2 separate regions of the Homo sapiens genome follow, and region 2 is linked to region 1. A link is a loop called in an ENCODE intact Hi-C map of the cell type or tissue named here. Cell type or tissue: CD14-positive monocyte. All regions are shown on one strand. Each heading gives the region's core, and the rest is flanking DNA. Links, peaks and the distances in the headings are about the cores only.

Region 1 (4,391 bases), core at 157-4,156:
GCCTCCCAAAGTGCTGGGGTCATAGGCGTGAGCCACGGCCCCCTGGCCTGGTATTTCTATTTTTATATGCCCTAATATTTCTTATTTAGAAACATTTGAAGCCTATTAAAACATTACAAGAGTCTCGGGCTGGGTGCAACGGCTCACGCCTGTAATCCCAGCACTTTGGGAGGCTGAGACCGGTGGATCATGAGGTCAGGAGTTCAAGTCTAGCCTGGCCAAGATGCTGAAACCCTGTCTTTACTAAAAATACAAAAATTAGCTGGGCGTGGTGAGACACACCTATAATCCCAGCTACTCGGGAGGGTGATGCAGGAGAATCGCTGGAACTGGGATGGCAGAGGTTGCAGTGAGCCAAGATCGTGCCACTGCACTCCAGCCTCGGCGACAGAGCAAGACTCCATCTCAAAAACAAAAACGAAAACAAAAACAAAAGCATTACAAGAGTCTCATCTGAGGCCAGGCGTGGCTTCTCATGCCTGTAATCCCAGCACTTTGGGAGGCTGAGGTGGGTGGATCACTTGAGGTCAGGAGTTCGAGACCAGCCTGACCAACATGTTGAAACCTCATCTATACTAAAAATACAAAATTACCTGGGTGTGTGGGAGACTGAGGCAGGAGAATTGCTTGAACCTGGCAGGCAGAGGTTGTGGTGAGCTGAGATCGTGCTCCTTGGGTATAAATCTCCCCTTGTCTTTGTTGAAGTCAGGGTTGAGTCCAATCTCTCGTCCCCACTGCAAGACCCTGTGGCAGTGGTCCCTACACCTATCACTGTGGCCCCTTTTGGATAAAGTCTGCCTTAGCACCTTTTAACAAATGTCATAAATAATAATTTTTCTTTAACATTCTTTTTTTTTTTTTTTTTTTTGAGACAGGGTCTTGCTCTGTCTCCCAGGCTGGAGTGCAATGGCACGATCTCGGCTCACTGCAACCGCCGCCTCCTAGGCTCAAGTGATTCTTGTGCCTCAGCCTCCCAAGTAGCTTGGACTACAGGCATGCACCACCATGCCCAGCTAATTTTTGTATTTTTATTAATTTATCTATTTATTTATTTATTTTGAGACCAAGTTTTGGTCTTTTTGTCCAGGCTGGAGTCCAGTGGTACAATCTTGGCTCATTGCAACCTCCGCCTCCTGGGTTCAAGTGATTCTCCTGCCTCAGCCTTCCGAGTAGCTGGGATTACAGGCACGCTCCACCAGCCTGGCTAATTTTGTATTTTTAGTAGAGACAGGGTTTTGCCATGTTGGCTGGGCTGGTCTTGAACTCCTGACCTCAAGTGATCCACCCGCCTCAGTCTCCCAAAGTGCTGGGATTACAGGTGTGAGCCACCACACTCGGCCTAATTTTTGTATTTTTAGTAGAGATGGGGTTTCACCATGTTGTCTCAAGCTCCTGACCTCCAGTGATCTGCCTGCCTCGGCCTCCCAAAGTGTTGGGGTTACAGGTGTGAGCCACCGCACCTGGCCTGCCTCTCTCTCTCTCTTTTTTTTTTTTTTGAGACGGAGTCTCACTCTGTCGCACAGACTGGAGTGCAGTGGCACGATCTCGGCTCACTGCAACCTCCGACTCCTGGGTTCAAGCAATTCTCTGCCACAGCTTCCGGAGTAGCTGGGATTACAGGTGCCTGCCACCACGCCCAGCTAATTTTTTTGTATTTTTAGTAGAGACAGGGTTTCACCGTCTTGGCCAGGCTGGTCTTGAACCCCTGACGTCGTGATCCACCTGACTCAGCCTTCCAAAGTGCTGGGATTACAGGCGTAAGCCACCGCGCCAGGCCTTTTTTTTTTTAAGAAAAAAAAAAAAAAAAGACAAAACTTCCCAACTTGAATAAGGCTCCTGAGGCATGCAAGCCCTGGCCTCTGCATGTCCCTCCAGCAGCAGGCCCCAGCCTGCTCCTGAGCCTTTGGCAAGCTCTTCTTGGGGACCCCGTTTCCACCCCTCACCTCTCGTCTATCTGCCTTGGATCTTGGCTCCTTCATCTTTTTCTCATCTGCTTCTCAGGGACACCTTCCTTTCCCCGCATCAGGCTGCTTCTTCCTTATGTACTCTCACAGCACTTACTATGCTGTGGTATCTTACTGGTGTGATTCTTTGTCCGTTTTCCTACCTACCCCTTAAGGTCTGTGTGCGCAGGTACTGTGTCTTCCTTGGCTGAGCCTAGTATCCTAACTGCCTGCTGTGGTGCCTGACACATAGTAGGCATTGAATACATATTTGCTGAATGAAATAATGAGTAAAAGCTAGGTAATAGAAATAATACTTAGGTCTAAGAGGGACCAGTCTTTTTTTTGTAGTTGTTTAGCTACTTCATTTTGTTAAAAAGGACATCTTAATAACTAATTACTTAGTGCCATTACTGCCATCTAGTGGTGACTGATGTTATTATACTGCTGGGTCCATTCTCAATGATGTTACTGTACTGGCAGAGAAGGGAATCAATATATGCAAGATATCTGTTGAGTGTTTGCCTTGTTTCAGGTATTGTACCAGGAAGTTTACAGCAGTACCTGCTGGTTACGCCAGCAAAGGGAGTGTAAGCTGCTTTCCCATGGTCACCATCTAAGGAGGAGACCTGAATTCAACTCCAGGAGACCGTCTCTGTTTTTCTTTTCTTTTTATTTTTTTGAAATACATTTCTTTATTTTCATTCCCATATAGCAGAGATGGAACAAGGATAGTGATGCTGGAAAATCCTGCTTTGATCAAATCATCACATAAGTTAACGTCAGAAAACCTGTATTTGAATCTGACTCCTCTATCCTTGCCCTGGGAAATTGGACAGATTGACCCAGTTGCTGTGAGGGCTGAATTAGATGATGCTGAAAGTGCTTGGCCTGCAGTGGATATGCAAAACAATAGCTGTTATTTTAGACAGTCTCCAAGCAGGGAAAAAAGTCTTCATGCCTTCTAACTAATCATACAAACGTATGCAGTGTGTTTAAACTCTGGCTTCAGAGTTTAACAAATACAAATCTAATCGAAAAAATTAGTCAAACTCTATGAACAAATTTATAACTAATACAAATCTAATCGAAAAAACTAGTCAAACTCTATAAACCTAACTTGATTTTAAAATTCTAGTGGCTACAACACTCAATAATGTTTTCACATTGTTTGTGAATCCATTCCATTGATACATACAAAGATGTAGGAGAAACCATTTCAGATCCTCTGGGAGGACGACTTTGGTTATCTTATGATGCTGCTGGATTCCAAAGCCCTTCTGATTTCTAGGCATAACTGCATCAAAAGAAGGGGGCCCTTCTCTCTCCAAGAAGAGCTGGATCAAAGGGCTCTCTGGAGGCACCAGCTCCACATGACATTTGCCTTCAGCATTCTTGGCCTGGGTGTCTGCTCCAAAATCCATGAGCAGGCAGGCCAGCTCTTCACTGGCTGTCCTGGCCACTGCATGAAGTGGGGAATCCTTCATGAGGGCCTTCATGAAGGCCACTGCATGAAGTGGGGAACCTCTCCCTGGGTTCAGGTCTGCTCCTGACTCCAGAAGCTTCTTGACACAGGCTATCTGCTGGTTTTCACAAGCCAAATACAGTGAAGTGCCCACGTGGCTGATGTTATGGTCATTTTTGCCCCTATAAGCTGTAAGAGAGTCGACACACTCCACGTGGCCTCTCCTAGCAGCTTCATGGACGGGGGATGCCAGATCACTCTCAGGTTGAACGCTGGCTCCATGCTGCAGAAGCATAATCCCAGCTGCTGCTGATACAAACATTAAACAGTGGAGTGTGCCAGTCTGTTGTCACGCCATTCACCTGAGCTCCATGCTTTAATAAAATCTTTACACGAGAGGGATGACCTCTGAGACAGGCTTCATGGAGTGGGGAAACATGATCTGCCATGATGATGTTCACAAGCCACCCGTGGCTGATGAGGTTCCTCAGAGACAGCTGATGTCCGTAGATTGCAGCTTCAGGCATAGGAGACCAATCAGACACAGAATCACCCATCAATGGGTTTGAAAGAAGCCTGGTGTCAGGAGAGTCTCTTGGCCCCGTGGGCTTGCTCCCATCCATGCCCCCTTGTTTGCCATCCATGCTGCCCTCTCCTAAGCGAGCAAGCTCTGCGCTCCACTTCAGTTGCTCAGCAAAGTCCAAACTCCATGCTCCCCCTGCTCCTGAAAAATTCCAGTTCTGTGGCTGGCTGAGCTGCACACGTCCTAGTCAAATGGTCTAACTGGCTGGAGGCCCGCCAGAGGCCGCCTGTTTTTTTTTTTTTTTTTTTTTTTTGAGACGGAGTCTCGCTCTGTCGCCCAGGCTGGAGTGCAGTGGCGCAGTCTGGGCTCACTGTAATCTCCGCCTCCCAGGTTCACACCATTCTCCTGCCTCAGCCTCCCAAGTAGCTGGGACTACAGGCGCCCGGCTAATTTTTTGTAT
Region 2 (4,391 bases), core at 304-4,303, 47 kb before region 1:
AATGAATTAATTGAGAGGCTAGAAAAAAAATCTTTAGCAATTTTTTACTCTGAGTAGTAGAGAGAGAAAGAGAATGGCACTTGGTAACTCCAAATGGTATGCATCTGCTTGGAAGTTGTATCAATAAGGCAAAATCCTAAGAAGGATGTCTAAGATGCTTCTGAAGTCGACATAGGACAGATCCAAGGATAGAATAAATTCTCAACCTACTTCTACAAATAAATGCTTAGAAAATTCCCCTGTTGACAGGCTATAAACATAAGGTGGACTTTCCTCCCATCTCTACATAGTTCTTGAAAAGATGCAATAAGTAGGTTATTCTAGCCTCAAAGGCAATGAAATGAATTATGGATGACTCAGTGGATAGAACTGAACAGAAAAAAATGTAAATCTTTCAATGGCTGTTTGGAGCTATGTTTTAAAAGAAAAAAAAATAAATCTTCTGGGCCAAAAATAAGCTAATTAAATCAAAACTCAAAGGACAAGCAATAGACCAGGGGAACTATTTATTGTTAATATGAAACAGAATTAATAGTTTTTACATCTGAAGAGATCATAATGTTCAGTAAGAAAAACCCCAATAGATAACTGCAAAGATTTCTACCAGACAATTCTCAAAAACAAGTTATATAAATGGATGGAATACATTTGAAAAAAAGTTCAGAGAAATGCAAAATGCCCCTTTAATGCATATATATCCACCCATAACCTTAATAGTTAAATTGATTTAAAGATACCTTAGGCTGTGCGCTTTGGCTCACGCCTGTAATCCCAGCATTTTGGGAGGCCAAAGTGGGTGAATCACTTGAGGTCAGGAGTTCAAGACCAGCCTGGCCAATATGGTGAAACCTCGTCTCTACTAAAAATACAAACATTAGTTGGACGTGGTGGCAGGCGCCTGTAATCTCAGGTACTCAAGAGGCTGAGGCAGGACAATGGCTTGAACCCAGGAGACAGAGGTTGCAGTGAGCCAAGATCGTACCACTGCACTCCAGCCTGAATGACAGAGCAAGACTCCATCTCAAAAAAGGAACAAAAAACCTGATTTAAAGACCACTTAATAGCCATATGCAGTGGTACATGCCTGTAGTCCCAGCTACTCTGGAGGCTGAGGCATGAGGATCTCTTGGGGTCAGGAGTTCTTGGCAGAAATGAGCTATGATCCCAACCTGTGAATAGCCACTGCACTCCAGCCTGGGCAACATAAGGAGTACATTAAAAGGAAAAAAATTACCGGGCGCGGTGGCTCACATCTGTAATCCCAGCACTTTGAAAGTCCGAGGCAGGCTGATCACGAGGTCAAGAGATTGAGACCATCCTGGCCAACATGGTGAAACCCTATCTCTACTAAAAATACAAAAATTAGCTGGGTGTGGTGGTGCACCCCTGTAGTCCCAGCTACTCAGGAGGCTAAGGCAGGAGAATCGCTTGAACCCAGGAGGTGGAGGTTGCAGTGAGCTGAGATCACGCCACTGCACTCCAGCCTGGTGACGGAGCGAGACTCTGTTTAAAAAAAAAAAATAGATCCCTTAATATAAAGTAAGGAAACATACAGATAACTTCAAGGTTTTAATTCTCAAGAAAACAAAAGTTTTAATATGTGATCTATTTTGTGCACTTGTAAATGATTAGATTTGTTTTAATGTACTTTATGAGGCTTTTGTAATCTACAGCAATTCATCATCAAACACAGTTTTTTTTAATTCTCCTCTACATGAAAAACAGGCAACAAAGTTGTAATAATAATAAGTTGCATTTACCAGTGAATGTATCTCTTTTCTATGGTTTAATAATGAATGACAACATCAGTTGAAACAGGCATCTGGTTTAATATACTGATTCCCTTTACCAACCCCTCCCCTCTGACTGGTAGTCATTTACTTTCAAAATATCATTTCCCACTAAAGAAACTAGCTGGCAAACTACCAAGAGGAAGTGTATCTCACTAAATGAAGTTCCTGAATTGCTGCTTTTGTTTCTTGTTTCTTTTTGCTCTGCCAGCAACTTCAGACTATAAGAAAGTGCATTCTCTGCACTGCATAGCATAAAACAGTTCAGAACTGTTCCAAAAGGTACAGCCACTGTTAGATACAAAGTACAAAGCAGGAGTAAGGGGAGAGGTTGAGGAAAGAATGAGGGAAATTTGAAGAAAGGGTCTGTTTTTGTTGTTGAAATTCACAGGAATTAGTTTGATGTTCAGTGAAGTACCAGGTACTACTGGAGAAAGGCTGGTGCGTTATGAAAACAAAGAATTGAAGGCAGAAGTATAAATAAGGTCTATGAATGAAGGAATGAAAAGGACCAGGTTCCGTGAAAACATAGTGAGCAATCAAAGATGTCCCAATCAGGTGAAGGGGACTTTGCTGTGAAATTCCTTAATGAAAGGAATCCCACAGACTTGCTGGAAAGAAGTGAGGCTAGGCTGGGCGCGGTGGCTCGCTCCTGTAATACCAGCACTTTGGGAGGCCGAGGCAGGTGGATCACTTTCATTCAGGAGTTTGACACCAGCCTGGCCAACATGGTGAAACCCTATCTCTATTAAAAATACAAAAATTAGTCCAGTGTGGTGGTGCATGCGTGTAATTCCAGCTACTTGGGAGGCTGAGGCAGGAGAATCACTTGAACCCGGGAGGTGGAGTTTGGGAGGCTGAGGCAGGAGAATCACTTGAACCCGGGAGGCGGAGTTTGCAGTGAGCCAAGATTGCACCACTGGACTCCAGCCTGGGCGACAGAGCAAGACTCCATTCTGGAAAAAAAAAAAAAAAGGCCAGGCCTGGTGGCTCACGCCTGTAATCCCAGCACTTTGGGAGGCCGAAGCAGGCGGATCACGAGGTCAGGAGATCAAGACCATCCTGGCTAACACGGTGAAACCCCGTCTCTACTAAAAAAAAAATACAAAAAAATTAGCCAGGCGTGGTGGCAGGCGCCTGTAGTCCCAGCTACTCTGGAGGCTGAGGCAGGAGAATGGTGTGAACCCGGGAGGCGGAGCTTGCAGTGAGCCGAGATCGCGCCACTGCACTCCAGCCTGGACAACAGATTGAGACTCCATCTCAAAAAAAAAAAAAAAAAAAAAAGTGAGGCTAGCCGATGAGAAATTGAAAATATTATTAAACTAGAGAATCAAAGTTGAGGTGCTGGTAACAGGAGCATAGGTACGTATATAGATTCCAGTGTACCCGCTGACAAGCTGACACACCACCCATTGCCAATTGCCCGCCTAAGACAGGAGACTGGAAAAGACAGCTGATGAGATGGGGGGCGGGGGCGGGATGTGGCTTGTTGTTGAGGGAAGGCATAGAGTGTGCTGGGTTCCTGTGGCTTCAAAGGGCCTTGGTAAGAAGGACAAAGAGGAGAAGCGGGAGGGAAAAAAAAGGTAGGAAGGGAAAGGAAAAAGAAGAAAGATAAAATTCTCATTTCAGTCCCCAGTCTTTTTGGCACCAGGGACCAGTTTCATGGAAGACAATTTTTCCATGGGGACGGGATTCATTTGCTTTGAAATATCATTTGATTAAAAATATCAGCAACTCCCTATAGTGTAAATTTTTTCTTTTTTCTTCCTTTTTTTTGAATTGGGGTCTCACTCTGCTGCCCAGGTAAGAGGCAATATCGTCAGGATGAAATGCTTCCATTTCAGATCACATCATCAGGCGTTAGATTCTTCTCATAAAAAGCAGGCCACCTAGATCCCGCTCACATGCAGTTCACAATAGAGTTCATGCTCCTATGGGAATCTAATGCCGCGCTAATCGGACAGGAGGCAGAGCTTAGGCGGTAATGCTCACTCACTGCTGCTCACCTCCTGCTGTGCAGCCTGGTTCCTAACAGGCCACAGACCAGCACCCGTCCATGGCCTGGGAGTTGGGGACCCTGTCAAAGAGTTTACAAAAAAGAAAATGGAAAGGCAGGAGCTAACATCTATAGATATCATCTCATTTCCTCCACTCTAAAACCCCAAAGTAGGCCGGGTCCACTGGCTCACACCTGTAATCTCAGCACTTTGGGAGGCCAAGGCAGATGGATCACCTGAGGTCAGGAGTTCGAGACCAGCCTGACCAATACGGTAAAATCCCATCTCTACTAAAAATACAAAAATTAGCTGGGTGTGATTGCGTGTGCCTGTAATCGCAACTACTTGGGAGGCTGAGGCAGAGAATCACTTGAACCTGGGAGGCGGAGGTAGCAGTGAGCCGAGATCACCCCACTGCACTCCAGCCTGGGTGACAGAGCGAGACTCCATCTCAAATAAATAAATAAATAAATAAAACCCCGAAGTGGCATTTTTATCTCCACTTTACAGGCGAAAGAGGCACACCACCACACAGGTACGACAGAAAGAGCCAGACTAGAACTCCTGTCTACCTGAGCACAGTAATTCTCCCTGCTTTCCATGC

The links. Peaks named below come from ENCODE experiments on the same cell type or tissue, not always from the same donor. Only the 100,000 strongest peaks of a DNase experiment are listed, where the experiment ranks them.
Region 2: it touches region 1 in a loop (7-fold over the local background); 31 of 110 quality-filtered maps call a loop at or near these places.

The regions. Positions count from the first base shown.
Region 1 is chr15:92,795,308-92,799,698 of GRCh38, reverse strand. It overlaps the pseudogene ASB9P1. Among named protein-coding and RNA genes, the nearest start is that of CHASERR, 85 kb to the left of the region's middle. RefSeq lists an enhancer at 1,749-1,918. In CD14-positive monocyte, for the core only: CTCF peaks have their summits at 2,202 and 2,402 (motif pointing left); a DNase peak (open chromatin) is centred at 2,368; H3K27ac peaks cover 470 bases.
Region 2 is chr15:92,842,878-92,847,268 of GRCh38, reverse strand. No RefSeq gene overlaps it. Among named protein-coding and RNA genes, the nearest start is that of CHASERR, 38 kb to the left of the region's middle. RefSeq lists a silencer at 264-464 and an enhancer at 2,056-2,155. In CD14-positive monocyte, for the core only: no CTCF peak of the experiment used is centred there; DNase peaks (open chromatin) are centred at 1,918 and 2,348; H3K4me3 peaks cover 1,658 bases; H3K27ac peaks cover 2,893 bases.